Linked DNA regions of Mus musculus: all the other regions are linked to region 1. The links are chromatin loops, found by intact Hi-C in ENCODE. Cell type or tissue: heart. All regions are shown on one strand. Each heading gives the region's core, and the rest is flanking DNA. Links, peaks and the distances in the headings are about the cores only.

What was found. Peaks named below come from ENCODE experiments on the same cell type or tissue, not always from the same donor. Only the 100,000 strongest peaks of a DNase experiment are listed, where the experiment ranks them.
Region 2: a loop joins it to region 1, with 2.8 times the contacts of the local background. A loop is called at or near these places in 5 of 42 quality-filtered maps.
Region 3: a loop joins it to region 1, with 2.3 times the contacts of the local background. A loop is called at or near these places in 7 of 42 quality-filtered maps.

Annotation. Positions count from the first base shown.
Region 1 is chr1:193,126,013-193,136,301 of GRCm38, forward strand. It overlaps Utp25 (UTP25 small subunit processome component), which reads right to left and starts at 4,239. Exons shown (of 12, transcript NM_145415.2): 1 at 4,032-4,239; 2 at 3,479-3,518; 3 at 2,255-2,534. The coding sequence starts at 4,138. In heart, for the core only: CTCF peaks have their summits at 4,318 (motif pointing left) and 7,911; a DNase peak (open chromatin) is centred at 4,319; H3K4me3 peaks cover 1,942 bases; H3K27ac peaks cover 1,250 bases.
Region 2 is chr1:193,184,415-193,194,703 of GRCm38, forward strand. Traf3ip3 (TRAF3 interacting protein 3) reads right to left here. Exons shown (of 16, transcript NM_153137.4): 7 at 10,106-10,135; 8 at 9,875-9,970; 9 at 2,685-2,756; 10 at 380-520; 11 at 53-190. Among named protein-coding and RNA genes, the nearest start is that of Traf3ip3, 12 kb to the right of the region's middle. In heart, for the core only: no CTCF peak of the experiment used is centred there; DNase peaks (open chromatin) are centred at 4,997, 5,587 and 7,447; H3K27ac peaks cover 3,702 bases.
Region 3 is chr1:192,716,241-192,726,529 of GRCm38, forward strand. It overlaps Hhat (hedgehog acyltransferase), which reads right to left. Exons shown (of 12, transcript NM_144881.4): 6 at 9,880-10,113; 7 at 717-888. Among named protein-coding and RNA genes, the nearest start is that of Gm22265, 24 kb to the right of the region's middle. In heart, for the core only: a CTCF peak has its summit at 6,115 (motif pointing left); no DNase peak of the experiment used is centred there.

The sequences.
Region 1 (10,289 bases), core at 793-8,792:
AGGCCGAGTTCAATTCCCAGCATGGTGGTTCATAACCAACTGATGCCCTCTTCTGGTATAATTGAAGACAGCTACAGTGTACTCATATATATAAAATAAATCTTTAAAAAAAATTTATTTGCCTATCATGCTCAAGGCCCTAGCTAGAATCAAAAAAGGGAGAAAGAGAGAAAAGAGAGAAAAGAGAGAAAAGAGAGAAAGAGAGAAAGAGAAAGAAAGAAAGAAAGAAAGAAAGAAAGAAAGGAAGGAAGAAAGGAAGAAAGGAAGAAAGGAAGAAAGGAAGAAAGGAAAGAAAGGAAAGAAAAGAAAGCCTGGCAGTGGTGGCACATGCCTTTAATCCCAACACTTGGGAGGCAGAGGCAGGCGGATTTCTGAGTTTGGGGGCAGCCTGGTCTACAGAGTGAGTTTCAGGACAGCTAAGGGTATACAGAGAAACCCTGTCCAAAAAAAAAGAAAAGAAAAAGAAAGAAAAGAAAGAATGACTAAATGAATAAAGGCCTGGGATGTAACTTAGTGGGAAAGTGTGTAGCTGGCATGTATGAGGCCCAGCATCACAGAGGAATGGAGGGAATATGGAGACCATGTTAGGAGGAATGAGGAATGGTAGTGCACACCTTAAATCCCAGTACTCGGGAAGTGAGTTTGAGGCCAGCCTGGCCTATACAGCAAATGCCAGGCCACCAGTTAGGGATAGTGATACTCTCTCAAAAAAGGAAGTGACTGTAAGAATAACAGGACTGAGATAGTGAGATATAGAAGTCACCCACATATATCCAGCAATTAAAAGCAAACTATTAAGAACAATAGCACAAAGGTAAAATAGACACAAGCCAGACATTGCACTACACACCTGCAATCCCAGCACTGAGAGGTGGGAGGTAGAAGGCGGATGGAGCAGGAGGATGGTCATGACTGTGGGCCACACAGTGAACTCAAGGCTGGGTTTACAGAGTAAGAGCCTGTCTCAAAAAGGCTGTGTGTTTAACCATGTTTCCAGATTTCTATAATGGGCACAGCCAGTCTACAGCGACCAGAGTCAGTTCAGTGCCAGCAAAAGGATAGGCATCTCTGTAGGTCATGGAAGGTACATGTTTGTCAAAGCTCAAACTGCATATAGAAATTAGGTACACTTCGTTATTAGTTAGTTTTTCCTACCCGGATCTGGTTCTTGCCTTCCACCTTTACGTGGGTTCCGGAACTCTAACTCAAGCTGTCACCTTTTACAGCAGGAGGTTTTACCCAGTGAACCACCTGGTCAGCCCAGGCTGCCTTCTGTTTGCATATAAACATATTCTAATGAGGCTGATTTAAAAAAAAAAAAAAAAAAGCCAGGCATGGGGGTGTGTAGAAAGATTCTCTTATGTACAGTATGGAAGCATCACTTGTCAGTAAAAAAATGATGGCCTAGTAAAAAAGGCGGGAAGTAAGAGTTCTGTAGAGAGAGAAGAACTCTGGGAGCTACTCAGGTGAGGGTGATTCCACCAGCGGACTCTGAGGAGTAACTAACCAGCCACGTGGCTCGCATGTTATAGACTAGAGGGGCATATAGTTATGAGCTTGTCGGAGAACAAGCCCAAGCTTATGGTCTAGGCACTTGTTCATAACTAAGTCTCAGAGTCGTCATTTGAGATCTGGGGACAGGCGGAAAGCCTTCCTTCACAGGTATACACCTGTATTCCAGGGCAGAAGTCGGATCGTAAGCGGAAGGCCAGCCTGGTCTACACAGTAAGACCGTAACTCAAAAGACGAGCTCAGTCTGACATACACAAGACCCTGGATGTGATTCCCAGGCACAGAAGATCACTTAGCGGTGCATCTGAGCCCTAAGACAGAGTCTCTCTGGGCTCTCAGTCCCAGTACCTCTCAGAGTCACCTTAAGGACCCAGTGAGAGCAGCCTCATCTCCTCTCCAGCTGCTTCATATAAACAAATCTACAACATGAAAGTTTGTATTTTTATGTCTACCTCCCATCAAACCTGGTCTCTTACTGAAGCGGAACAACCTCTTCAGTGAACTGAGCTGTCACAGTGACCACATAATGTCCCCCTGATACGCCAAGCGGTCTTACGGGAGGTTACAAGTCCCCCAAAGAGTAAGCCAACAGCATTTTCCTGATGAGAGGGTCCTGTGTTCCCATCAGAGTCTCAAAAGCTAACCCAACCCAACAAGGCTGAATCTCTGCCTTGGAACCACATGCTCTCACTCAGCCCACACAACACAGAATGAAGAGGACAGGCCGGCCCCAGGCACTTACGTTCCTGTGTCTCAGCAGCCTCCTCAGCAGCCTCCGAGACAGCAGCTTCTCCCACACTGCCATCCTCACTGCCAGCTTCCTCATTCATTTCTGCATCACCTACAGCACTGTCATCTTCCTCTTCCTCTTCCTCCTCCTCCTCCTCCTCCTCCTCCTCCTCCTCCTCTTCCTCTTCCTCAGAAACATTCTTTAATGTAGCAAGCAGTCTGTGGTACCCTGAAACGTGCTCTTGTTCACTCTCTGATTCACTTTCAGAATGTGAAGAATCTGAACTCTCTGGCTAAAGAAAAATGAGAAATTAATATATATATATATTGTTGTCAAAATAAAAATAAGAAAGAAAATGTGAGAAATACATATTAGTGGAATTTCCTCAACCACAAAGAAGGAAATTATATCACATGCAAGGGGATGGATAGAATGGGTGATAAGGAAGTAAAAATAAGTCAGACTAAAGACAAGTAATATTTTCTCTTGCACAAGGAAACTAGATTTAAAAGAAATTAGAAGTCATGAAATCAAAAGGACAAGAATTTGGGAAGAGGAAAGGGATGAGCAGAGATGGAAGACAAACAGTCAAAGGAAGGAAATGAATACGATCAGATAATTTTGACTGGAAAAGTCCTTAGGAAACCCGCTACTTTGTATAATGAATATACATTAACTCACAGACAAAACAAAAATCCCTATGAGCTTTTCAGCAAATATTACAGTCTCATCTCTTGAACCAAGCCGGGCATGAAACTTAAATAAAACAGTTAACCAAGCTATGGTTCTAATTGACATCAGCTGCACGTGGAAAGAAAACTGACTTTTCAAACAAAATTTCAGGTTATGAGTTTTAACTTACATCTCAGACATCAGGTTTCATGTTGCATGATGTAAGAGGAGAATTACAAGCAAGTGTCACTGTCTGAGTCTCCGGGCCCCTTGTCCATTTTATACTGTGTGAAGCCTTTCATGCACAAGGAGCCAGCACTCTGATGAACCCCTTCCACAGAACTTAAGACAGTGTCATGGGGTAGTTTCCAACCATAGCCTCTCTCATCACATGGTAATTTCTACAGCTGTCTCCATCACTTACAACCAATTGGGTAGCATTACTAAAATCACAGCTCACACCCAAAACAGAGAAACACGGGGATGCAAACCAAACTTTACGTTTACACCCAATCTTAAAGGTAACAACCCAATTCCAACTACTATAAAGAAAAAAAGCATTACCAGCTGACAAATCTGCGGCTTGGCTTCCTTCTTGGAAACCCTAAAATAGAAATAGATAACATTAAACTTTAGCTGCTAGTTCGTAACAATCACGAAAAGGCATAATGATTCTGCTTTAAATGAATACCAAAAAAAAAAAAAATGTCCAATACAGGATAATATCCAGTCAGTGTAAAAAATGAAATTCTGCATGCACAAGGGCAGAGATGATCAGCAGACAAAAGGGTAACAGACAAGAGAGCTCAATGACATCTCTTAAGAAAGGATAAGTCAGAAACTGGCTTTTAACGGCACACCGGGGTTCACCTCTCAGGGCCAACTTTATCTCCCGACCTCCCGTCCTGTTTTTGGAGACCCTTACGCGGCCCTGGCTGGGCTAAGCTGCGATTTCGCGCCTGAGCCCGCGCGTGCTCGGATGACAGGCAGCACGGCCCGCGGTCTCAGCAGGTCCCGGTGCAGAGCGCACCTCCGCAGCGGGGTTCCCGTCCTGCACCGACCGGACCCGGCTCAACTCGGCCGGAACCAGCCCTCCCGGCGGCCCGCGCACCCCGACCTGTCGTAGAAGGGGTGCTCCTCGCCGAAGTCGCGGAGGTGCTTCTTCTGCTTCTTGGTCATGGTGCTGAGCATCTGGCTGCGGCCCCGGTTCCGGCGTTTGCCCATAGCGGAAACGTCAAGCTCGCCACAAACAAACAAACAAAACACAAGGTTCCCAGTGGCAAGTTGTCGCTGTCGCACGTGGGCACGCTGGCTTTACGGCGGAGGCGGGAGCCGTAAAGCAAAGCTGCTTTACGCCCAGAGAGTACGACAGGCGTTACACCCTCTGGTCGCTATACTGCCCCCTGCCGGAGCGCCTCTAGCACATAGGCGTGTCTACGCATGCGTGATCGGAACACCAGCTCCTAGGGCTGCAGGGACTGGCTGTCTTTCCGGGATGGAGTGGCTTGCTTTGTGCTTATCTTTTACCTTTTTTTTTTTTTTTTTTTTCTCCAAAATTGAGGAGGACGAGGTTGGTGGTCCTTTGTCCCTCTCCCAGGAGCTAAGAACTGAACCCAGGACCTTGCACTGGTTTTCAAGCACTAAGCGAAATCCACAACCGCGTGGTTCGCTTTGATATGTCAATGTATGCTAGCAGAAATGGTTGAATGCTACTCAGAAGAATAAGGACCATCGCTTAAGGGTGCCCGCACACCCCACTTAACGGCACACTGTCCAGACGGATCTAGCGAGTCAGTCTGTTGAGAAAGATGCAGACACCGATGCTTAGCAAGAAAGATCATTCATTAGTCTCTGGGAGTATGTGAGGTGATCCTCTCCTGACATTGCTTCTTTAACAAAAGCAGAAACACACAAGATAAAGTAGGATCTTGTATGTGTTATCACCCAAACGAGTGAAACTGTACATTTAAAGTTGATGTGTATTAGCCTGAGTGTGAGTAATAGCCTAAACGGGCCAGGGGCGTTGCTCGCTCATATGTAGGGTGCTTAGCCAAGGTACTTTTCAAATCCTGGGGTTTGATCTTTAACACTGAGCAAAACAAACCCACACAGCAAATAAACTAGTGGTGACTCACACCTGTGATCTCAGTCCCCGGGAGGCCGAGGCAAGAGAATGAAGTGTTAGAGACCTTTACTTAAAAAATAAAATTGAGCCGGGCATGGTGGCACACGCCTTAAATCCCAGCTCTTGGGAAGCAGAGGCTGGCAGATCTCTGTGAATTTGATGTTACCCAGGGAAAATAAAACAAGACCCAACTTCTCTAAATAAACAAAGGAACGAACAAAAATAGCTGAGGCCTGTATTTCAAGGACACACAGCAATAGGTGAGGCTGTTTGACACCACACAAAGACATACTTCCCTTCAAAACTAACCGAGGTTCAATGTAAACAAAGTACTAGCTCCAGCTTAGACTCAAAGCACAACTGGAGACATCGAAACATCTTTCTGTGGAAGAGTAGGGGTTTACTCAGGTCCACCTGTCCGCCCTCTGTTCCAGGGTCATCTACTACTAATAATTAGGGTGGGAGTGGGAAAGCCAGTGGTGGTGGGGGACAACCCCCCCCCCCCAGCAAAAAAGTATCAAAAGCCATGCAAACAGAAAGGGTGGTAGCCAGCACCTGGCCTGGCCTAGGAACTCATTAATAGACATCTGTCTTCTGTCTAGTTGAAAGGTATAGTCACTTAGATAAACAAAAGGCTGTTTGCAAAGTGTCCTCACAGGTTTTATGGCTCTGGTGACCGTGTAACCTGGCTCTAACCAATAAAAGCCATACTTTTTTCTCCTTTTACTGCACCCCAAGGGCCCTACCCCACACCCCCAGACATGCAGTTTCGTGTTCTTCCAGAGATCTCATCAGAAGCTGAAGGTTCCAGCACTTGAGGTGACTCTTGCTCTCACGTGGTTTCCAGCATGCAAATCTAGACTATTCCCAGTTTTAGGCAAAAATTCACCCTATCTCCATCCAAGTAGTCTCAGCATTGGCTTGCTGACTATTGGAAAAGAAGTCCCTTTCTTTCAAAGTATTGATAGTCACCTTCAATAAGGTTGACGGAGGGCCTATGTGACTATAACCTGACGGTTAAGAATTTAGCCATTGTCTCTATACCTCTGTGGAAGCTCTCTATGAGCACACATGTGCACATACATGTATACACATGACCTCCCCCCCCCACACACATACCTGGGAAGTTTTAATAAAGACAGGTTTTTCCCCTCCTTTTTTCTCTCTTTCTACTCTTAGAACTCATTTCTCTCCCCTAGGATATCCTTTTATGTATTCAAACTCAAAGTCTTTTCAGAGTTAACAGTAGTTCAGGAAGTGAGTTCTATGTTACTGTACAAAGAAATGCTAGTGGGTTTTAAGTTACTGTTCCTGGGCTGTTTGAAGTGAGGTGGGTAAAGGGCAAGAATATTCTTTAAGAAAAGAGCATTCAGAATACTCAGGAAGGCTTAATAATTTAAAAGAAAAAAGTTCCACAGAAATTTTCAAATACAATAAATAAAAAACTTGACAAAAAGATATGATAGACTTCACAGGCCTGCTACTCAGCCTCAGGGATTACCCATGAGCCTCAGGGATTACCCATGAGCCTCAGGGAACACCCATGAGCTTCACACAATTACCCATCAGCCTTGATATTACCCATCAGCCCCAGCAATTACTCCCTGAAGGCTACCCATTTTACATTTATTGCTCTACACCCTACAAATTTTGAAGCAAATTGTAATAATTATTTAATCTGTAAATATTTTAGTATACTTTTGTAAAAGACTGTATGATCTACAGAGGGAGTTCTGGACAGTCAAGGCTACACAGAGAAACCCTGTCTTGAAAAACCAAACCAAACCAAACCAAACTCACAAAGTAAGATGAAAATGATTGAGAAAGACACCCAATGTTGACCTGGGACTTCCACTTGTACACACACATACACACACACACACAGCACTACACAATAAATAAAATGTTAACACAAGAGCACATCAGAGAGCGAGCCATCAAAGATCAAAGGAACAATTTAGATGTCTGAGTTCCTAGTTTGTTAAGACTATGGGGAAAGTGTGTGTGTGTGTGTGTGTGTGTGTGTGTGTGTGTGTGTGAATATATATGCATTTATGGGCCCTCCTGGTCCTTTAAGACTCATTTTCCTACATACAAAATCACTATACAAATGTCCTTCAAACACAGACCCATCTTACCTTTCCAGAGTCCTGACAGAAATTATTGGCATCAACTCACAAAATTATGAAATAACCTCAGTTACTCACTCAGAAACATTTGCTGATCACCTGTTTCCTGCCAACTGCATTGCGTACAGCTAAAGCGAGGATAAGATCCACACCAGCCTCCTCAGGGGACACTCTGTGTTGGAAAATGAGCATACTTGGAGCCCTGGCTAGAAGTCTCGGCTCTCTACTCTTAGGATGAGCATCTATCAATCATGCCATTCACCAAACATCCACCGACTACATGAGCAAGGACGTGTGGGTTATAAATAGGGTCTTAAGGTTATATGTCTCAGTCTGTGCTGCCATTGGGTTTCACAGTACTCACTGCGCAGAGTTTCTTCCCAGGAGAGTTAGCTCAAGAAAACAAGATTGTGTTTCCTCCTTTTCTATTCCTAACAGGTACCCAGAGCCTGCAATATAAGGACTTTTTACTTTCATCTCTTGAGACAGAATCCTAGGTAGCTCACATTGTCCTTGAACTCAAAATCCTCCAGTTTCAGTTGGTTGAGTTCTGGGATTACAGGCACATAGAGCCCTTCCCAACAAGCTATAGGTGGTCTGTCTTTTTAAAAGTCAGTGACCTTAAATAAATATACTTTCTGGACATTAACCTACCAGTAGATATAGACTACAAAGGAAAATATTTTGTCTATCTGATGTTAAGGACAGGCTTCAAGTTTGCATAGCCCCCTCTGCTGTAGGACTGTGTAACTGCACTCTGCTGTCCATGTTTTCTGGTGAGGACTCCCAAGTACACATAGCACAAGATACTCATTTGATTATCTAACAGGAGGGAGTTACGATGTTGCCACCACAATACTTCCTATCCAGGGCTTGATAGGCTCAAATCTCAGGCTTTCCTTTGGAAGATCTCAAGCCCAAATTGAGAGATAAAACCATTTGTAAATCATTACATTGTTGTAGGCTGAAAGATGCATAAAAGGTCAAAGGAACTCACAGGATAAAGTCACTCAGGCCTGAAGGAGAGAACAGAGAAGTTCTTAAGTAAGGAGGAGACTGGACAGAAGATGCATGGAGTGAGGTTTTTATAGGTAACTGTAAGAAAGAATGTTACTGTTAGTTGGTAAACTGTGAACAACCATGTTCACACTAATGGTGTTGATCACTGTGTGGATGTGGTTACAAATGATGGGGTGCATGAATACCTGAGGGCAGAGCTCTCCACAGCTACGAAAGCAAGTGTGTTCCCTTTATCCCCATGGGCTCAGAGATCTTGCATGCAGGATGCCCATGCTAGCCTAGAGTCTCCAAATAGCATTGCAGGTATAAAAGTCCTGGAAGAGGCCAGATACCTGGGAGCCTAAGGAGAGATTCAGGAAGCTAGGAAGCCACACATATCTGGAAGTGGCTGCCAAACAAGGGTGGCTGCTGTGGCTTCACTATGCCTTGTGTTCCTCAAAACCCATGTTAAATTTGATTTCTAGTGTAAAGGTATTGCGAGGCCCTTTCAATGTGTTGGGCTCATGAGCACTCTGCCCTCTATGGTGGGATTCACCCTGCTCTCAGGAAACTGGGCTCATTCTCCATGGAGTGAATGAGTTCTTGGTCTTGAAGGACTGGATCAGTTACCGTGAAAGCACAGTTACTGCAGAGCGCAGCTGCCTCTTGAGCCGTATCCTGCTCTTGCCTGATGTCAGACTCACGCTCCCAGTCTCCAGCCTCTCCAGCAGTGTGTCAAACGAACTCCTTCCGCTACAGATTGCCCACTCTCAGGTAGTCTGTCTTTTTCAGCAACAAAAAATGAAATGAGCAAGAGAGCAAACGAAATCACTTACTGCAACACAGAAAACAGAGGCTCAGGGCCCTGTATACAGAGACCCCTGAAAACAGAGACTCGGGGCCCTGCTGGTTCAAGAGGCTTCGCAGAAGAGGAAGAGCTAAGGTGATGATCAAGCTGGAACACTCAGAAGAGAAGGAAAGGTGACGCTGGTCCACATTTGTTAACTGATTCCTCTTAAAAAAAAAAAAAAAGGTCTGCAGTGGGACTGAGATGGAGGGCTCTGGACTGGAGTGTTCCAGATACAAACCACATCTCATGTTCAATACTAGATAACTTCCACACTCCATATTTGCCACTGGACTCATAAGTTATTTGTTGGCTGAGTGGTTCATGATTTTTAATAGATTTATTTATTCTATTTTATGTGTTGAAGTGCTTTGCTTGCATGCAGGCATGTGCATCACAGGCAGGCCTGGCTCCCATGGAGTTCAGAAGAGAGTGCCTGATCCCCTTGAACTGGAGTTATCTGGTTATCTGCCACCACGTGGGTGCTGGGGACGAAATCCAGATCTTCTGCAAGAGCAGCATCGTGTGCTCACAACCAATGAGCCATCTCTCCAGCCCCAGTAACTACCGTTTTCACACCACTGTGCTGTGCATATATGTGGAAGGCAGGAGAATCTATGCAAAAGATAAAGTCCCTGGCCTAAGGGAGCTCACACTTGAGACAGAGGAACAGTCAGGGAAGATCTGTTAGTGAGCTGAGAACACGAGGACCTGAATGAATCTCAATCCCCAACTTCGACATAAAAACCAGATATGGGCAGAGACAAATGGTTGGGTGCTGGGAGCTTGCTGGCCATTCCATCTGTTGAAAGATCAAACTCCAGGTTTGGTGAGAGACCCTGCCTCAGAGGAATAAGACAAAGAATGTTAGAAGGTATGCAATATTTTTCCCCACATGAATGCACATGGATACATGCAACTGTATGCACATGTATGTGCATGGACACACACACACACACACACGGATTAAAAATAAAAATAAGCCTTAGAAAAGAACTTATGAAGAGTAAAGGCATTGCTACCCTATCGACCACAATGGGGAGCCCATCAATCCTATGGGCCACGGTACTGGACTGAGTAAAAAGAAGAAAGTGAGCCCAACACCAGTATTCACCTTTCTCTGCTTTTGACGGCAGTCGCAAGCTGACCACCTCACATTCCAGCCACCATGCTTCCTCACCATGATGGACTGCACCCCCAAACTGTGAGCAAGAATTAATCGTTCTTTCCTCAAGTTGCCTCTGTCAGACTCTTTGTAACAGAGACATGAAAGTT
Region 2 (10,289 bases), core at 1,139-9,138, 59 kb after region 1:
ACCCCTCTCCCCCCTTCTGCCTCCCTTCCTCTCCCACTGCCGGGCCTGGTACCTGTAGTTTGGACTGAAGCACATGCAGTTGGCTCTCCAGCTCTCTGTGCTGGTCCCCTAGGGTCCTCCAGTCCTCCTTCAGAGCCTCGTACTGACTCTTCCACTCCTGACACTTCTGCTCTGCCAAAGCCAGGGACAGCTGGGAGAGACCAGAGGAGAGAAGGTTCCCAAGGAGCAGAAGCTTAGAGAAAGGGAACACATTGAACTCCTGAAGTTTAATATGCGGGATGAATTTGAGGAGCAGGCTCCCTGCAAGTGGTGGTTAGCCCTCTTGCTCTGGGGGACTGCTCCCAGGGCCCCAGCCCCTGGAACTGCACAGCATCTCCACCTGTGCCCTCTGTAGCTGCTGCTCTGCACACATTTTCTCCTCCAGCACTTTCTGCAGTGACGCCTTAGCCTTCTGCTCATAGCTGCTTCTCTGGTCTTCCATCTCCAGCAGCACCTTTTTCATTCCCCAGGGGGAGTGTTTCTGTAAATCAGAACAAGCCAACAAATACTTGTTGAACTTCCCACTCCAGGGATCTACACATGAGCATACTGTAGGTCTCATACCCAGGGAACAGCTGAGCAGGGGAGTCTCCCAGGCTGTCTGAGAAGTGCCTGCCATTGGTAGAGCCCTTCTACCACAGCCTCCCTCTCTTCTTCTGTGCTCCAGATGTAGAGAACACATCAGTTCTGCGGAATCTCACTAATTCCTCTAGCCCCAGCTCTCGTGGCTTTTTTTGCTTAGCATTGGCATATTTGCATTTATGAGAATGGGGCCCATGATTTTGGAATTTCCAATAATCACCCCCTTCATCTAGTGCTCTGTTCTGTGGATGAATCTTCCTCACTCCACTGGAAACAATTTCCAAACAGGGGACACACTGCTGTTTTAAAGAAAAAGTTCAGGGGATCTGAGGACTTGGTGTTCTAAAAGAGTGCATTTGCATTAGATGTTTCCCCTGCTTAAGGACCAAGGAAAATTCCCCCAAATCAGATAAAATAGATTTGCAGATCCAGTAAAGTATTGACGGCCCTTGTTACCTCCTCTTTTTGCCTTGTGGTTTTGGGGAAGGCAGGCAGCTTTTATGGTCAGTTCTAGACCCATCTGGGTAAGTCCAGACAACGAAGGTTAAGGAGAGGATCATTAGCAATCATTTTGTCTCACCTTGGGATTGTCTGGAATTTTATTTTTGTATCTGTAAGGGTACTCTGCTTTTTGGAATTTTCATTAAAAGTCAAACTCAAGAGAAACTGGTTGAAGCCAAACATGGTGATGTCCTAGTTACTAGATTTAATTGTAGTAATCACAGGTTAGCTTCATTTCCAATAGAAAAATTAATAGACTACGTTGGCATAGCTGCTTCTATCTGTGACTCTAGCACTAAGGAAGCTGGTGGGAGGGTCACAAGTTCAAGGTCAGCCTAATAACTACACCTTTCTCAACAACAAACAAATTAAAGATTTGCATTCTGGCTTACATGCTTGTCACTTAAAAGTCTGATGGGCATATTTTAACTAAGAGCCTAACAAAGCAGCTCACATTGAAAACAAGCAAACATGTAGACCTGGAAACCTATAGACCAGTGAGTGGTTTTCAGCTTCCTCATGCCGCAACACTTTAATACAGCTCCTTATGTTGTGGTGAGCCCAACCATAAAATGTCTTTCACTGTTACTTCATAACTGTAATTTTGGTACAGCTATGATAATTGTAATGTAAATAGTTTTGGAGATAGAAGTTTGCCAGAGGGGTCATGACCCACAGGTTAAGAACTGCTGCTATAGACACTATAAACTATTCTCAGCTGCATAGGAAATTACTGATCCCTCTGGTGCCACATGAGAGAAGCCCAACCATTCCCTTCCTACTTATGTTTCCTTCAATATTTCTTACACGCACGTGTGTGTGTGTGTGTGTGTGTGTGTGTGTGTGTGTGTACTTGCCACATACACAGAGTGTGTGTAGAGGTCAGAGGACAACTTGTGAGGGAGATGCAGATCTTTCCTCCTACTATATGGATCCCAGAGACTGAACTCAGGCCTTTAGGCTTGGTGGTAAGCACCTACTAAGCCTTCTTGCTGGCCCCTGTTCTCCCATCTCTCCACCTGTCAGGGGGACTGATTTTCTTTTATTGTAACATGGGGATAGGCCAAATCAAGAGATTACTGGAGTTGAACACTTACATCACTTTCTTTAGACTCTTGAGTTTTTGCTTTCTCAGGGTTCCTGCTAAAGAAAACAAACACAAACAAACAAACAAAACCCCTTCTTCCTGAGATGAAAACTATTTTTGTGATTTTCTGTTAGACCCTCTTCACCTGTCCTCAGATTGGGTTCTGTGGAGACTGACTGTGTGGTGTGAACCTTTACCAACGGCTTCTCCCTATATTTCCTTAGGAGCCAGCAACATGTTTAGTGTTGGAATCCCTTCCCAGGGTACAAAAGCATGCATGGTAGGACAAAGAAGGGCAGTTGGAGGTGGTTACACGGCCAATTAGGGACAGCATGACATAGACAAGCACAGTGAGGTAAGAGTTAGTGTGCTAATCTCCATTTGGTAGCATTTCTAGAAGGCAGAGCTAAGATCCAAACATTTCAACTTTATTGACATTAATGTGCTGGAAATTAGTGTTCTCCAGGATGCTTACCTGCAGGCAGGTGTAGAGCTGGTTTTCTAGGGATCTTAGTTTGCCCTTCAGCTTGTCTTCATTAAGCTGTCCCTAAAATAAACAGGATTAGTTAGTAAGCTAAGGAAAAAACAACCAACCAACCAACCACAAAGAGGCTTGTTACATCTCTCCAGCCCTGTCCCACAGCCAAAGCTTGGTGCTGTGGGTTGAACCCCTCTAGGTGCAGAGATGGCTAAGGCACTCTGAGGGGAAGTTGGTTTTCTCTCTGTAGGCCTAGGGTGATCCTGATTGGCCCCAAATTCTCTTTGTATCTTGAATTTCTCTAACAAATGGCCCAGACAGCAAAGAAGGCCATAGAGAGGGAGGTTTCTAAACTGCCCCCTACCCCCAGCTTTCCTTGCCTTCTCTCATCCTGGACCTGGACCTTTGTCTGTAGAGCACAGGTATGAAGCTAAATGAGGTCTTTGCTCCTGGGGAGGATCTGATTTGTTCCAGCTCCTTGTTAGGGGTTGAAGTGTGTTTGTTCACCCTTCAGTTTGTATGCTGCAGTGAGCTACAGTATTCTATGTAGAACGGGAGCATATTTGGAGGTTGTGATGGTTTAAATATGCTTGGCCCAGGGAGTGGCACTATTAGGAAGTGCGAACTTGTTGGAGTAAGTTTGTCACTGTGGTCATGGGCTTAAGACCCTCATCCTAGTTGTCTCGAAGCCAGTATTCTGCTAGAAGCCTTTAGTTGAATATGTAGAATTCTCAGAGCCTCCTGCACCATGTCTGCCTGCATGCTGCTATGTTCCCACCTTGATGATAATGGACTGAACCTCTGAACCTGTAAGCCAGCTCCAATTAAATATTGTCCTTATAAGAGTTTCCTTGGTCATGGTGACTGTTCACAGCAGTAAAACCCTAAGACAGAGGCTGTACCTTCAATGAAGTTAAATGCAGTCAAATGAATTTAGTCTAGTCTGGTAGTGTTTTTCTAAAACAAGACCAGAACACAAGGTTAAACTGAGGGAAGACCACAGAAGACAAGATGGGTGTTGGCAGCCCATTCAGCAGGAGGGGAGACTGGTACTGGTGATACCTTGATTTCAGGGCCCAGGACAGTGGGGCAAAGGTTTCTGTCATGGCAGTCCTTGCATTTCACACCCTTCATATCCACTGAGAGTTCCTAGAGCCCCTCAGAATGTTCAACTCTCTTGTATGTAAATGTGTACTTTTATCTAAGGCGTATGTATATCTTCCTGTATGCTTAAAGTCGTCCCTGACTCTCACACACAGTACACTGGAAATACCATGGAAATGTCAGCTATAACGTATGGACTTGGCACTAATTACAAGAAAGACAAGAAAAACAGGATTTCCCCCCCCACCCCCTTTCAGTTATACTCGATCCAATGTTGGTTGAATCTGAGGCTTTGGAACCTGTGGCTGTAGAGGAATGACTACTGGTGTGTGTGTTCCTCCCTATCTGGCAGGACTCCTGAGAAATTCCTTGAAAAGTGAGAAATGGACCTACAGATACGAAACAGAGTAGGTGTGGACACGGGGAGGGGTAAGAGGGCCTCTTGGAAAGTCACAGAGCGATTCAGAAGCTGGGTCAACCTAATAGTCTGTCCCTGCCCCGTCCCGTGAGCCCCAGGTCCTGAGGTGCCTCGTGGCACTTTAAGGTAGGTATCCCTTGATCTAGGACCAAGCAGAGAAAGATGAGCAGAGGTGCAGTTCTGGCTTCTAGTCTTGTAGCATTTCAGCTATAAGATCCTTGTACCTGCATACATTGGAGCGTTTCACCTACTTTGCTGATCTTTGTACCTGTGTACACCCCCCTTGCCAGCCTTGAATTTTACCCAGGGGACATCTGTCTGGAGTAGTGGGGGTGTCAGTAATGAGAGTATGTTTTTTAGAGATAGAGCTGTGAGCAGTTAGTCTGTAGTGGTTTTCATATTCCTTCTCTGACTTGTCTACCCAAGTTCTGTGGGACTCTTGGAGTCCTTTCTCCAGGCCTGGATGTTGTGGCTCCTGGTGTCAAACTGACTTCCAGCCCTCATGGCTAAAAAGACTAGGGTGGAAGAGGGTGTCTGGGATGAGGTGGGCCTCCCTTTCTGGGAGTCGGGTGCCTGGGGAAGACAGGGAGTGGCATCGCACAGCTCCCGTTTGATCTTATTTGTTTAATTCTTCTAACTGTAGGGACCAGGGGGAGCCCCCACCCTTTCTGCTTCCTGTGTTATTCAGCTGGGCCTTGCAAAAGCAAAAATCTTTGCCAAAAACAATTTTCTAAAGTGCCTCCTACTATTAATGTTTTTCTCAGCCGCATGTGGGAAAGAGCAGAGAGAAAGGGATTTGGCATTTACAATAACCACAGGGCTTGGGACCAATGAGAGAGAAGGACAAAGGCTTCCACTGTTCGGGCGCAGGGGTAAGAGGTAGAACAGCTGCATTCCCCAGAGGGGCCTGTTCACTGTCAGTCTGGCGGCAACACACTAAGCTGGCCCCACCCCGCCCTGCTCTGCGTTGGTCTTCCCACTAACTGCATGCACTTTTCTTTGCCCAAAATCTACAGTGCAGAAGCCAGCCAAACCCACCAAGTTTAAAGACCAGGATCATCTCCTTATAGCGTGGAAGGGACACAAGCCCCAGACAGAGTCCTTGGAATGTCCTCTGGGCACCTTCCTATTCTGTAGTATCATGCTCAATTCAGTGTTTTCCTCTCCCAAGGGTTTATGTATCTCAGCCAACCCCCAGATTATTTTTCCATTTATGTTGCAATGCAAGACAATTTACAGTATCCCCTTTCAAGTAGGAATAGGGGCTGCCACCCAAGTCTAGGGCATGAACAAAATCTCTTGTACATAGAGCTCTGCTTCCCAGACTCCATAAGGCAAGCAGGAAAGTCCCAGCCATGTTCACGTTGCTGCAAGTGGAGCACAGGATTTCCTGCCCCCGCACCCTGACTCTACCCATGCTGACGACTGTGTTAGAGTATCTGAGAAGCTCTAAGGCTACAGACCTTACCCCAGGAGCCTGGAGCATCTTGGAAAGGAGAGGAAGGCAGTGAGGAGGCCACACACACACACACACACACACACACACACACACAGAGTGTTGATCCAAGGCTTTAGATCCTGCTACTGTTTGATCCTCCTGCCTCAGCTCTGTTTCCAGAAACGCCACACCTTCACCACAGAAGCCCCTTCCCATGGCTGCTCATCTCTCCCCTAACAGCTTGCATACTGGGTGAAGCCTGTTCCCTCTGTGTTGTCATCTCAGGATCTCAGTTATGCTTTGCAGAACTTAAAGCCCCAGTGCTCCACTCCTGCTTCCTCTGCAGGCAGAGCTACTTTTGTTCCAGTGGCCAGACCCCAGCTCTGGGTTCTCAGCAGTTCCTAGGGATGTCTTCAGGGGCACCAACCCTGGGGTTCTCCTGTAGATCTTACCATGAACATCCTTGCATGAGAAGCTGCAGATTCATATGTGGACCCGAATGGAAAGGACAAAGTAGACACTGGGCTTAAGCCTGAGTCCCAGGTCTGACCTCATTCATTCAGCTACTTTCCTAACACCATCAAATGAGGCCACGGTCCAATGGCTTACTGCAGTTGTCTCAGGAGGGGTGGAATTGGAAGTGTTTTGTTTTGGGAGAAGTAAGGGTTCTCAAGTGAACAGTTATGGATGACTTCTTAAATACAGGAAGCTAGAAGCTTGGGGTGGGAGAAACAAGAGAAGTGTGTGTGTGTGTGTGTGTGTGTGATGTGTGAGACCTGGGAAAGGTGGGAAGATGGGAGCGAGGAACCAAGCTGGAGCCTGGGGAAGAGCCTGGGATAAAATAACACCCTCCTCCAACTTTATGATAGAAATAGCTTAAAAAGGAAGGCAGGGGCTTAACATATAGCCCAGGCTGGCCTGGAGTTTGGAATCCTCCAGTCTCAGATTCCTGATATCTACATGAATAGCTCTTACAGTATCTGCCTCATTCCCACTAAGCACAGTTGGCCTGGGCTTTCTAGACTTCTCCAGGGCCCCACCCCTCACTCAGCTGGGCCTTTGATTAGAGAAGCTATGAACACAGATCAGATCATTCCTTTCTGTTCGGTTCTCTAGTGAACAAGCTGCTCCAAACAGGCAGGTTTCTCAACCTGGGTGAGGTATGCAGTTTCATGGTTTGGCCGTTCCAAAACAAAATGTCCGCTGTGACACTCATGCACACACACATACAAATATGTATTTATGCGTGTTTGTGTGTCTTTTCATTAAATCTGAAACAAACCTTAACCGGAAAGGTTCAAGTCTCCTGTTCTGAAACTGTGAGAGAGGTCTTTGTGTGGTGCTGTTCAGACAGGATCCCTTCCTGTCCATGGCTTTGGGCTATACCCAGTGCTCTGCACACCTTGGCCCGGAAACAGTCTAATTCCCTAAGTGCTTTTCTGCTTTTCCTCCGCATCAAGCTGCTTCTGAACTGGTAAGCTCCGGCTCATCCTGTAAGGCCCAGCTGAGAAGGTCTCTGCAAACAGCCTGCCTTATTCTACCTCAGGCAGAGCCACTCTCTTTTTCTGTGTCAGGCTGCACATACGTTTGCAGCCTTGTCTCACTGGCATTATCTGCTGCGACTCTTCCTTGCTGGACTGTGAGTCTTTCAAAGCAAGGGCTCCATTTCGTTTTGTTCCTGAAGTCCTGGCATAGAGTTGAAAGTCACTCAGTATCTGCTGAAGGGGTGCGTGAGATGAGCTCAATTTAGCTCTGTGCCGGAAACCACCTCACATGCCCAGCTGCCCGGCTCAGGCTCCTTCCCTGCTAGTGGAAATGACTTGGCAAGCAGGGGCCTGACCAAAGGGACTCCTGAATCCAGGTCCAGTGACTAGCTTGAAAAGTGGGAGTGGTGGTCTTCTGTGTCACTGCAAACTTCCTGGAGTGTTTCGTAACTTCCTGTTTCACTTCTTTAAGCATAAACCTTCCTACCAATGAGGTGCATTGGGCGCATGGGAGACTGGCATTCTGCCTCAACACTCCTGCTGCCTTAGGCTTTGGTGGCACCAACCTGCTTATCATCTGTTGGACACATGAGCTCCTAGAGACTCTTTCAAGGGATCTGCAAGGCCTCTCCCTTTCCAGCATGTGTCTCCATGACACTGAATTCTTTCAAACACTTTAACTAAAAGAGTGAATCACAAGAGGCTGAATTCAGAAGCAAATAGAGTTTAGCTGTCTATTTTTTCAGCTAGATATTGTAAATGTATATTGTATATGCCGCTTCTCTCTTTTTATCCTTTTGAAAACAAAATTCTTCATTAAAATACATAAATTAACGAATGATGCTTGACTAGTGTCATTTCAAAATTAATGTTTCTAAATTTCTGTTTTAACTTTTAACAAGGTGAGTTCTGATATGGTACACATCCAAAGTTCTTTGGAATTTTTAATTAAACTTAGTATAAAGAACCCTGGACTGGAGAGATGGCTCAGTGGTTAAAAGCACTGACTGCTTTTCCAGAGGTCCCGAGTTCAATTCCCAGCAACCACATGGTGGCCCATAACCATCTATAGTGGGATCCAATGACCTCTCCTGGTGTGTCTGAAGACTGCAACAATGTACTCACATATATAAAATAAATAAATCTAAAAGAAAAAAAAAAGAATCCTGATGTAGGGGCTGGAGAGATGGCTCAGTGGTTAAGAGCACTGACTGCTCTTTCAGAGGTCCAGAGAGAATTTAATTCCCAGCAACCACATGGTGGCTCACAAGCATCTGTAATGGATCTGATGCCCTCTTCTGGTGTGTCTGAAGACAGCTATAGTGCACTCATATAAGTAAAATAAATAAACTTTTTTTTTTTTAAAGCATCCTGATATAAAGAATTAGAGAGCCATTGTTCGAAACCAAGCCATGCTCTGGCTCTTAGGTGTCCTGTTTGTAACCCAATCCTAGTGTCCTCATTTGCTTGGTAAATGCCTGCTGTCTGGGTGCCTCCAGCTTCTTCTCTGGAGTTGTCTGTTCCCTCCTGTAGTCTGCCCTACACTGGAAGCATTTCTTTTCATTGTATTATTTTGGTACGTGTTTTGTTTTCAAAACTATGAACTCTCTAAAAAGCAGGACCCTGAGCCTAGAGTATGGCAGTGCATGACTTTAATCGCAGCACTTGGAGTACAGAAGCAGGTGCATCTCTGTGAGTTCAAGTCCAGCCTGGTCTACAGAGCAAGTTCATGGCCATCCGGAGTTATATATAGTAAGACCATGTTTTAAACAACCAACCAACCAACCAACCAACCAACAAAACAAACAAACAAACAAACAAACAAACAACATGTTTTTTCCTAAAGAACAAATTCCCAGTACTTGTAAGCAGGAACATGGTGTTTGGCTATCTAGAGAACGAACAGACCATCATTAGAGATCTGAACTTAGCTAAGCGACTATGTGACTGTGGGCAAGGCCTTGGCCTGTTACAGCAAACAGAAAATCAAACTAGATCACCCATTAAGTCCTCTCTATTCTGCCACCCATCTACAGGCAGAGTATTGTCATTGACTGGCTTGTATGGATCTGTGATGGTTAAGTTTGATTGTCTGCTTCATGACGTTTAGAATAACACTGAAGACAAACACGTGGATGTGTTTGTATGGGAGTTTCTAGATTGCAGAGGTGGTTAGACCCACCTGCAAAGGGACTGTCCCATTTCATGGGCTGGGCTTCCCAGTGGAAAAAAGAGTAAGGACAGCCAGATGAACACCAGCATTTCTGTCTTAGCTTCTTATCTATGGATGCAGCATGACCAGTTGCCTCACAGTCTCCTGCTGCCATGACCCTCCTCCCCACCATGATTGATCATACTCTAAAACCATAAACCAAAACTGGCCCTTTCTTGGAAGGTGCTTTTGTAGGGTATTTTGATGATTTTGTTGTTGTTGATCAACAACAAAAGTAACTAACAAGCACAGAATCCCTCGTGAAAGCCTTGACTTTGACAACACTGCGTAGGCATTTCTTTCTTTTCTTTCCACAGGTTTAAAGACAGGCCTCTGTCTCCTTTTGGTTCTGAGTCTTCCCTAGGTATGCATTTACCATGTGACCCTTTGACTTTGATACTGTATCTGAGTATCACCACTTTTGCCTCTTCCCAGAGAGACAGCCCTGTCCTTGTTAGCTGGTATGCTGAGAGAAATGAGGCAGGCATGCATAGGCCTGCGTACTTTGTCTGAAGAAGACTTTTCCCTTACCTTCCAGGAGCTGTCAGAGGCCCGGATCAGGGCAGGCAGGAGGTCCTGGAGAATCACCATTTTCTTTTTTAGGATCAGCTCCCTATGTAAGGCTTCCTAGAAGGGATATGCAAAAGGAAAGATTAATCTGGAGGAAGAATAGGTGCAGAGCTGTGTGTGTGTGTGTGTGTGTGTGTGTGTGTGTGTGTGTGTGTGTATGTTTGGGGGTGGGGGGCTTACCATGATACTTACTTTGAGGTATTCCGAGAGTTGAATGATGTCCTAGTGGGAGAGATGAAAGAGATTCAGGAGGACTTCGGCATAGAGCCAGAGCCCTGGCAGGCTTACAGGTAGCAGAGTCCTGGCAGGCTTACAGGTTTGCCTTGGATCTGGTAGGGTCCTTCTGGCCCCACATCTACACTCAGGACCATCTGGC
Region 3 (10,289 bases), core at 1,483-9,482, 410 kb before region 1:
GACAAATCCTATACCTGGAGACTGTGTCCTTCTGGGGAAGTAAGACTCCCAAACTACCTTGCTGGCAGAATAGAGACAGATGCAAACAAGCAAAGAAGACCAACGAAGACATGCATGTGCATGAGCACATGTGCACACACATGCACACACATGCACCATATACTGTATCTACAGGACATGTGTACACCCCATGCACACACATGCACCATATACTCTATCCAGAGGACATATGCACATCGCATGCATATACATACACCACTTACTCTATCTATAGGATTTACTGTGAGGCCCATCCAAAAGGTACAACATTTCACTGAACCCCCACAGTAGCTCTGAAAGGGCAAGTCTCATTTTTGAGATGAAGGTGTTCAGACAGATGTAAGCTCCACCAAAGCTGCCCACCCGTGTCTAAGAGAGATGGGATTCAAACCTATAGCTACCCAACTTGGAAGCTCACAGACAAAAAAATGCAGTCTGTAGGTCTTGGAGCACCTGCTCACAGAACAGCCTCTGGAGCTGGTTAGCAACTCTGCTCTCTCCCACTAAGTGTAACATGGCCTCTTGTGAAGACATGGGCCCAGCCATACTCTGTCAATTCCATCCCAAGTAGGGGGTCACTCATCCAGGACTCTCAGTTCACTCTCAGACACAGTCCTTTCTCATCAACCACACCAAGCAGCTCACACATGTAAAACCTTAGCAGTTCCCACAATTACCTAAGGTCCAGCAGGAAACGCTCTCCAGGAGGGGGGCGCTGCTGTAGAGGGCATGCATGTACATGAGGTGTACCATCAGTTCAGCCAGCCACCACCAGCAGAGCAGACGACCCAGGCCCTTGGCTACAATGCAGAGGCTGTGCTGCAGAGAGTTGAGCTCTGGCTGCTGCATCTAAAGAAGGGACAACAGAGAAGGCAGCGTCAGTCGGTGCTTGGTCCCAAGCTGTGCAGAACATCTCTTCTGTGATGTTTCTGTTAAGGTTTGTGTAAATTATTATTGCCGTTTCTACTGATAGGGCAATGGGAGGGTGTTTGCCTCAGGTACACTCACTTTTCCTGGGTAAGAAAGTTGCAGAAACTGCCCCCGGAACAAGAACAGGTGGGCCAACACGGGTTACCCGAGAGCCAAGAACAATGCCAATTTCTGCATCCTGCTACCAAGCCTTGACCTGAGACAGTCCAGGTTGGGCCAGGATTTCAGACACTCTGCCCCCTGAAACTGCCTCTCTTTGGGTCCTGATCAGCCTGCTGGTTTCCACCCAACCGCCAGACTCATGCCTGAGCTACTAGGATAAGGCAACAATAGAAAGGGGAGGACACTGGAGATGGAGTGAGTGACCTGGGAGAATTAAGCATGTCTGTCAGTCTGCCAGTCTACCTTTTTCCAAGAAGAAGAAGAGGGAGAGGGAGAGGGAGAGGGAGAGGGAGAGGGAGAGGGAGAGGGAGAGGGAGAGGGAGAGGGAGAGGGAGAGGGAGAGGGAGAGGGAGAGGGAGAGGGAGAGGGAGAGGGAGAGGGAGAGGGAGAGGGGAGAGGGAGAGGGAGAGGAAGAAGAAGAAGAAGAAGAAGAAGAAGAAGAAGAAGAAGAAGAAGAAGAAGAAGAAGAAGAAGAAGAAGAAGAAGAAGAAGAAAATGATGAGGAAGGGGAGGAAGAGGAGGAGGAGGAAGAGGAGGAATAGGAGGGAGAGGAGGAGGAGGAGGAGGAGGGTATACTCCTATGAGACAAGTATCTCAGCATAATAGGCCAGACTCTATCATCAACCACACAGCTACATGATCCTGAGAAATCTCTCAACTTCTCTGGGACTTGGCTTCCTCAAAATAAGGCGAAAGTTACAGTGGTGATGGCAAGATGTGAGTGTGAAGTCCAATACCCACACTTTGCTGTGGGGGTCACCTCACTATGTGGGAGTTACCTCACTGTGAGGATCACTTTGCTATGGGGAAGTGCCCTCACTGGTGGTTCCACCTCACTGTGGGGGTCACTTTGTGTGGGGCCACCTACTTGTAGGTGTCAACTCACTGGATGGCTTAACCTCATTGTATAGACCGCTTGGCTGTGTGACATCATAGTGGGGATCACCTCAATGAGGGGGTGTCTTAGCTTGCTTTCTCTTACTGTGCTAAAGACTGTGATCAGAACACTTTGAGGAAGACAGGGCTTATTTAGCATCCACCTTACACTTCATCATGAAGGGAAGTCAGAACATGAACTGAAACAGAGGCCATGGGAGGAATTGTTCACTGGCTCGCTCCCTGTGGCTTACTCAGCTTGCTTTCTCATACTGCCAAGAGCCACTTGCCTAGGGTAGCATTGCCCTCAGTGTGCTGCCCCCCCATATCAATCATTAATCAAGAAAGTGCCCCACAGGCTTGCCTACAGACTTTTGCCTACAGTATTTTCTCAACGGAGATTCTCTCTTCCCAGATGATCCACTTGTCATCATCTTGTGTCAAATTCACACACACACACACACACAAAACCTAACAAACATGGAGCCACCTCACTATATGGATTACCTCACTGTGGGGTCACCTCACTGTGAGGATCACCTCACTGTCAAAGTCACCTCACTGTCTGGGGGGGGGGGGTTCACCTCACTCTGCAGGTCAGTCGGGGCAGTAAGAATCCACACCAAGGCAACTGACATCAAGATACCACTATGTGATGGTTTGTATATGCTTGATCAGAGAGTGGCACTATTTGGAGGTGTGGCAATGTTGTAGTAGGCCTGGCCTTGTTGAGGTAGGTGTGTCACTGTGGGAGTGGGCTTTAATACCCTCATCCTAGCTGCCTGGAAGCCAGTATCCTGCTAGCAACCTTCAGATGAAGATGTAGAACTCTCAGCTCCTCCTGGCACCATGCCTGCCTGGATGCTGCCATGTTCCTGCCTTGATGATCCTGGACTGAACCTCTGAACCTATAAGTCAGCCCCAATTAAATGTTGTCCTTATAAGAGTTCCCTTGGTCATAGTATCTGTTCACAGCAGTAAAACCCTAATTAAGACACTCTGGATGAAGCCAGGCCTTGCTTGGTGTTGCATACTGGTACACTGAAGCAACCTGTCTAGATGAATGTGCTAACAGCCTCAAGAGGTGTGTTGGCACATAGCAATTCTCACATACAGCTGAATCTGTCCAGCTTCTAAAAGGTGCTGTCCACATAAGCTGCAGCCCAGGTCCCCAAAGGCCCAGCCTGCATCTGGGGTTCCAGGACCTTGCTGATATGCAGGGCCAACCTGGTGAGCAGAGACAACACATGGGTGATGGCAGAAAATTTACCTTCCCAGCTTGACACTCAGCAAAAGGCCAGTTTGGAGGCTCTGCTAGGTGTCCCCAAGCCACAGGCAAAATGACACAAATACCTATAAAGCAAACGCATGAAGTCCATCCACACGGTGGCTGATTGGCTCCGTGGTGACAACATACCTACTTCCTGGGAGCCTAACTAAACGTTCCCTACTCTTCTTTGAGGGATATGTCTGTGTCACCTCTGCCAGGAAGGACAGAGCATCTCCTACAGCCACAGACGCACCAGTCATCACCCACTCCTCTGTCGATTCACTCTTATCTAAAGAAGAAAATGTGAAGGTTTTTATTCAGGGCTGGAAAGATGGCTGAGTGAGTACAAGTCTAATCAAATAAACAGGACCCAAGCATGATCCCCAGGATCCCCATAAAAAGCTAGGCATGATAATACACACTTGTAATCCCAGAGCTGAGGAGACAGAGACGAGAGCATTAGAGATTTGGCTAGTCAGCCTGTGCTACATGGTAAGCTGCTGGCAAGAGACCCATCTTTAAAAAAAAAGAAGTGCTAGCTCCTACACACATGCACACAATCACACACATGCACACACACATGCACACGCATTTGCCTTTCTGGAAGGTTGGTAATCCTGACAGTCCACTTGCACTCCACTGTAGTGCAGTCTCTTATTGCAAGTCATTTGTCCCCTGCCTCGCAGCAGGGGGGACAGGCTGCTACACAGTGCCCATCCTCAATGCTGCACAGAGAGCATTCCATTTGAGGCATTTCCAACTGAGGGGACTGTCAACCTTAAGATCATTGGAAACTGCCACGGTGGGATTTCAAGCTCAGACTCCACTGAAAAAACACACATTAGCTCGTCTGCCAAGTGTACTTTAAAACGCATTACGATTTAAAATCTCATTTCATGCAAATTGCATAAAAGGGAATGTCGTCTCTCTCCCTCGGTGACGCTGTGACGACTGAAGATGGCAGTTGTCAGAGACGGAAGGTTCTTGTCCTTTGCTTGGGAGACATGGAGATGTCTGACAGCAGCAAAGGCCTTTCCTGGGTCAGGACTCCTGTCTGTGGGGCCCAGGGACACAGGCACCAAATGATGCTTCTCTGTATTGCACAAGTCCCTAACCTCCTATCCATGAAATGCTTCTTACTCAGGCCCAGCATCAATGACCCCAACCCAGCCACCCACAGCAGAGCCAGTGATGTGCACTGGTCTCTCCCAGGAAGTACACCAAACTGGCAGCTGGTACAGAAGCCATGAACCAGGTCTGGACAACTGGACCTCTAGTGTAGTGGTTCGCAACCTCCCTAATGCTGTGACTCTTTAACATGGTTCCTCATGTTAGAAGTACTTACTTATTACTTCATAACTGTATTCTTGCTACTGTTATTAATTGTAACATAAATATCTGATATGCAGGGTATCTGATATGTGACCCCATGAAAGGATCACTTGATCCTCCAAAGGGGTTGCAACTCACAGGTTGAGAACCTCAACTCTAGACCCTTATGCCAGCCAGACATACTCTATCCTCCTTAGCTCCTGTCACAGCAAATCAGCGTGGCAACATCATCTTTTTTTTTTTCTTTTTTCAAGGCAATATTCTAATTCTTACTTTGTAGCCAAGGTTGGTCTTGAATTGTGCATGTGTCTCTCTGTGCCTGCTTGTGTGTGTGTGTGTGTGTGTGTGTGTGTGTGTGTGTGTGTGTGTGTGTGTGTGTGTGTGTATATATATACACCCATGAAAACCATAGACCAATATCCAATGTCTTCCTCTATCACTCTTTACCTGATTGATTGATTGACTGACTGACTGACTGAGTCAGAGCCTCTCACTGAACCTTGAGCTGCTATTATCTCACTGGTCCATTAAGCACCAAGATTCACCTGCCCCACCCCCACCCCCAAGCACTGGGGTTACATAGGTGCACTGGCACACCTAGCTTTTATGTGTGCTGTGGGGATTCAAACCCAAGTCTCCATGTTTGCACAGTAAGCACATTACCTACTGAACTATCTCTCCAGCCCTTGATCTTAAATTTCTGATCATCATGTCTCCACTCCACTCCCCGACCCCCCGCCAAGTGACAGGATTTGAGGCCTGAGCCACCATGCCTGGTATGATATAGGGATTGGACCAGGGCCTCATGAATGCTAGGTAAGCACTCTAACAACCAAGCTCCAGCACCAGTCCCACTACTACTGTCTTTACTCAGCTCTCCTCCCAGCCTGCCTTCCACACACCAGTCTTTGCTTCCCGCTGTACTCCTGGGAAGTTCAGATGCTGAGCTGCTGTGGGGCTGATCTACTGTAGGGAAAGTAGCTGAAGCCTGGGCACCTGACACTTGCTTGTTCAATGAATGAAAATTTCACATGCTTTAGAGTATAGAGGACACCTTTTCCACACTTCCCTAGTTTCTGTATGTAAATTATGTGGTAGAAATTGGAGTAACATATATTCTGCAGAGGTGTTCCTCTCTCTCTCTCTCTCTTTTTTTTATGTTTTTCAATCTTTTTTTTAATTAGGTATTTTCCTCGTTTACATTTTCAATGCTATCCCAAAGGTCCCCCATACCCACCCCCCCAATCCCCTACCCACCCACTCCCCCTTTTTGGCCCTGGCGTTCCCCTGTACTGGGGCATATAAAGTTTGCAAGTCCAATGGGCCTCTCTTTGCAGTGATGGCCGACTAGGCCATCTTTTGATACATAACCAGTACCCGGGAGCTCTTGTCTTTAGCTGCATATGTATCTCTCTCTTTTTTTAATACTTGGAGTTTCAGATTCCCACGTGGAGCCTGCTTGTCCCTGCTGGGTTTATTTCCACATGGGATGCTGCTGCCCCCTGGTGGTAAAGCCTCCTCATCCTCATCCACTCCAACACTCCAGAGTTCTTCCATTATTGCTCTTCCATCTTCCTTTCTTCCTGGTCTTTTCCTCTTAGATTGAATTTGTAGCCTCCTCCTGCTTACAGAGAACTTGAGAACTCACCAGCATCCGAGGCAAATGCAGGAATCGTGTGCCCTTTTATTCTATGTGTGTATAAAGCATATAGGGTGAATGTGTAGGTTTGTGAGAGTGCAGGAATCACGTGCCTTTTTATTCTGTGTGTGTACAACGTGTGTGATGTGAGTGTGAGTGCAGGAAAGTATCTAAAACTCAAATGTCCTTTATTCTTTGTGTGTATGTATAGTGCATGTGAGGCGAGTGTGTATGTCCCTGTGTGTGCAGGCATCACATGACACAAAGCACAGGTAGAAGTCAGAAGACAGTCTCAGGTGTCAGCACCTGCCTTTCACCTTTTTTTTTTTTTTTTTTTTTTTTTTTTTGGTCTGAGACAGGGTTTCTCTGTATAGCCCTAGCTGTCCTGGAACTCACTTTGTAGACCAGGCTGGCCTCGAACTCAGAAATCAGCCTGCCTCTGCCTCCCAAGTGCTGGGATCAAAGGCATGCGCCACCACCTCCCGGAAGAAAGAAGTAAGACCTGAGAAGATTGACCCTGCAGGGTGAGCCCACCCATCCTCCTAGACTGATGCTCAACAGACCAGCAGTCCTGCTAAAGGTTTGAGTGAACCATGGCCTCAACATCTGCTTCAGAGGACAGGGCATAGGACCTGATACACGCTCTTATTGTTCCTGTCTGAGCCTAAAGACCGAAGTTGGAGAGGAGAAGGGGAATACAAGAATGGCTTTGCATCCCAACAAAGTGCAGGTCCCACTGGGCAGGTCCCCACGCACATGAACAGCTGGGGAAAGAGTTTGTTTCCTCTGGATGGCTTTAGTCTTCGACTCCAAGGATTACTATCCATCCCAGGGGGAGAATGGGGTTTAGTTCAAAAAGTTGTTGGCTGGAAAACTGAGAAAGAGCCAAGTTCACAATGTCAAGGAAATTCCAAGAGGCAAGATGAGGATGGTCTGAGTCCACCAATCCTGTACCAACTCTGCCTTCATCCCATTCCTCTGACAGACTCAAGAGAGTGGTTCTCAGCCTGGGGTCTGGGGCAAGGCCTGAGAATTCACATCTCCATTCCTGATGGTGCTACAGACAGGAGCCATACTTTGAGGTCATGTGCCATCACTAAGCCACCAGGAATCTAAAACATAATCTCAAATGCAGACCTAAAATCATTTCATAATCAAAGAGTGAACCTCGGGAGCCAACCAGGGTGTGAGAAACGATACAGCAGCCCACCACAGTCAGGAATGCCGTTGACAATGGAGGAATTCTTAAGTGGGAAGGCAGGCCTTTCCCGGCGACTCTAGACTGATGCTATTGCTATAATGCAAACACCGACTTTTGGATAAATGAGTAACTCTGGAATTATGAAGATGAAATAAGCATTTTCTAAGAACCTTCCTTTTTCTTCACTGAGCATCTTTCATATTGTCCCAGAAACAGCAACACCTATGACTCTGTCCTCACAGACACATACATGCATATTTGTGTTCTGTGTGTGCATGCATGTGTAGGCTATATGTGAGTGCATGCATATGTGTGCTGTATGTGTGCATGCATGTTGTGAGTTATATATAAGTGCAGGCAATGTGTTACATATGTGTGTGTGTTGTATGTGTGCATGCACATGTGTGCTCCACACACATGCCAGCATGTGTGTTGTGTTTGTATACATGTATGTTATATGTGAGTATAAGTATTCATTGTATGAATCCACATGTGCATTCTTGTGTTGTGTGTACATTTGTGTATGTCTGCATGTGTCATATGTATGCGTGTTATACATGTGTTACATGCATGTGTTGTTGTACATGTATGTTTATGTGTGCCTATGCATAGTCTCTTCAAGATGTCTGTGCTTTGGAGGAGGCAATGACCCTTGGGAACCACTGTTTTAAGTACTAACACGTAAGCTAAATTCTTCAAGTATGTCTCAGTACATTAGTGGGAAGGAGAAGTGCGAGGACAAACGTGGCTTGCCGTGACATCTAGACAAGAATGCTGGGTAGAAAAGGTTTCAGGCCCCTGCAGAGTAAGAGCACACAATCACCCAGGAACATCCTTCAACTTGATTTGCTCTCTCATTTGGAATCCAGAACAATCTGAAGCCGTGTCAGGGCCACTGCATAAGCAGTCTGTGAATGAGAAGGGAGGGAGCAAGCCATCTGCTAGCAGCAGGCAATGCCATCTCTTCCTACTAGCTCAAGTGAACTATCAGAATCCAGCTTCCTGTCCCTGGGCCTTCCCTGCAATGGAACTGCTCCTGAAATTCACTGTAGCCACTTAGGAACCAGGCGGCCGCTGTCCCCTGAGAATCAGGGCCCCTCTGTCCCACCCAGGAGAGACCATCCACCTTTAGGTTATTCAGATAATAGTGTGTGCTCGGGTCAGCAGCACACCTAAGTGGGGAGACACACATGTCACAAGTGAGCATAGCAAACACCCCAAGTCTCAGGCTACAGTAGGGCTCCTCACTGACTAACTCAAAGCAGCCTTCTCAGCGCTGATGCTTACAAGTTCAAAATGTCAATCAACTCTGAAAGTGCCTATGTGCCCCATGCCCTGTCAAATGCTCAGCTGCTGGCTTCATCTTTTGTGCAAATTAAATAATCCATCTCATTATTATGCAAATTTGTTTTAATCTTGAATAAACGGTAAAATTGTACATATATCAAATAATTGTTTTAAAGTAAGTGCCTTTTATGATTTGTTCATAGTAAAAGCTTGATTTGTATGCCTATTTTATATACACACACCCCAGGGTTGAGTAAAAATTCCTCTGGCAAGGTGTCTACAGGAGTATCTCTAGGACCACTCCAGAATTTGTTGAAAATTCTGTCCCAATCACAGTCAACATTTATTTAATGTTTTTTTTTAATTCTAGTCATCAAATCAAATGGTAGCTTTTCAAATCAAACATTCAAGCCTGTGGGGTGACTCAGTGGGTAGACGCAAGGCACTTGCACACAAACTTCACAAACTGAATTCAATGTCAGGATTCTATAATGTGATAGGAGATACTGATTTCCTACAGAAGTCCTCAGAGTTCCACACATGCACATGCATACACATGTGCACACATATGCATACGCACACGAGCTCACACACAAACACGCACACATGCACACACACAAGCACACACAAGTACACACACACATACACACACACAAGCACATGCACACACACATACAAATACATAAATAAGAAATTTAAAGTCAAACATTCTAACACAAGTTAATCCAAAGACTAACTCAGGACTCACATGCTGGGAAATAATGCAGGAAGATATTAAAGTCTTTGTTTCCCATAATCAAACCATTCAGTTTCTTCAAACCTGCAACTCATAATTCAGGAGAGCCTGAAATCTGAGCGAGGTGCTCTGGCATTGAAAGATGTCATATTATAACATGGCCCTAGCCACACTGCAGCCATTTTACTATTCTATGTTCACAATAATACAAGATGGGCAACCACTGCCAGAAAACACCAGTCATCACCCATTAGACTCTGAGTTACTTTTGATCGTACATTGAAAAACCTTTTACTGTTCCCAAACTTTTGTGAACCCCATATTCAGTATGCCACCCCATTTGGGGGTCACATCTCACAGTCTAAGAGGTAGGGACCTTCACCAGCCCGGTCCCCAAAGGACTCTACCTGTCTGAAGAACTCCGGGAAGTTAAGGATGGGCCCGTTGTGGAAGACGGGATAATAGAAGACGTAGGTCAGCAGCCACGGGTAGGAATGGGAGGCACCTTGCGCAGATGGAGTAGGTTGTGCAGACGGAGGCTGCCGGCACAGCTCCAGGCTGAAGCTGGTGTAGTACAGGCAGCGAACAGTGAGCGTAAACTGGAGCAGGTAATACTCGTTCTCTGTCTTGTACCACCTTCTCTGCAAGAGCGACGAGAGAGGGAACAGCCTGTGAGTTAGTGGTTAAGATGGCACCAGCCCCTGACAGAGGAGCTGGCTGGGGAACCTGGACTAGACGGCTTCCCCCAGGAGAGAAGCTACAAAGAATAAGAGTTGAGAACAAAGGATTTACCCAGTGGCAACCACTGCAGGCAGCA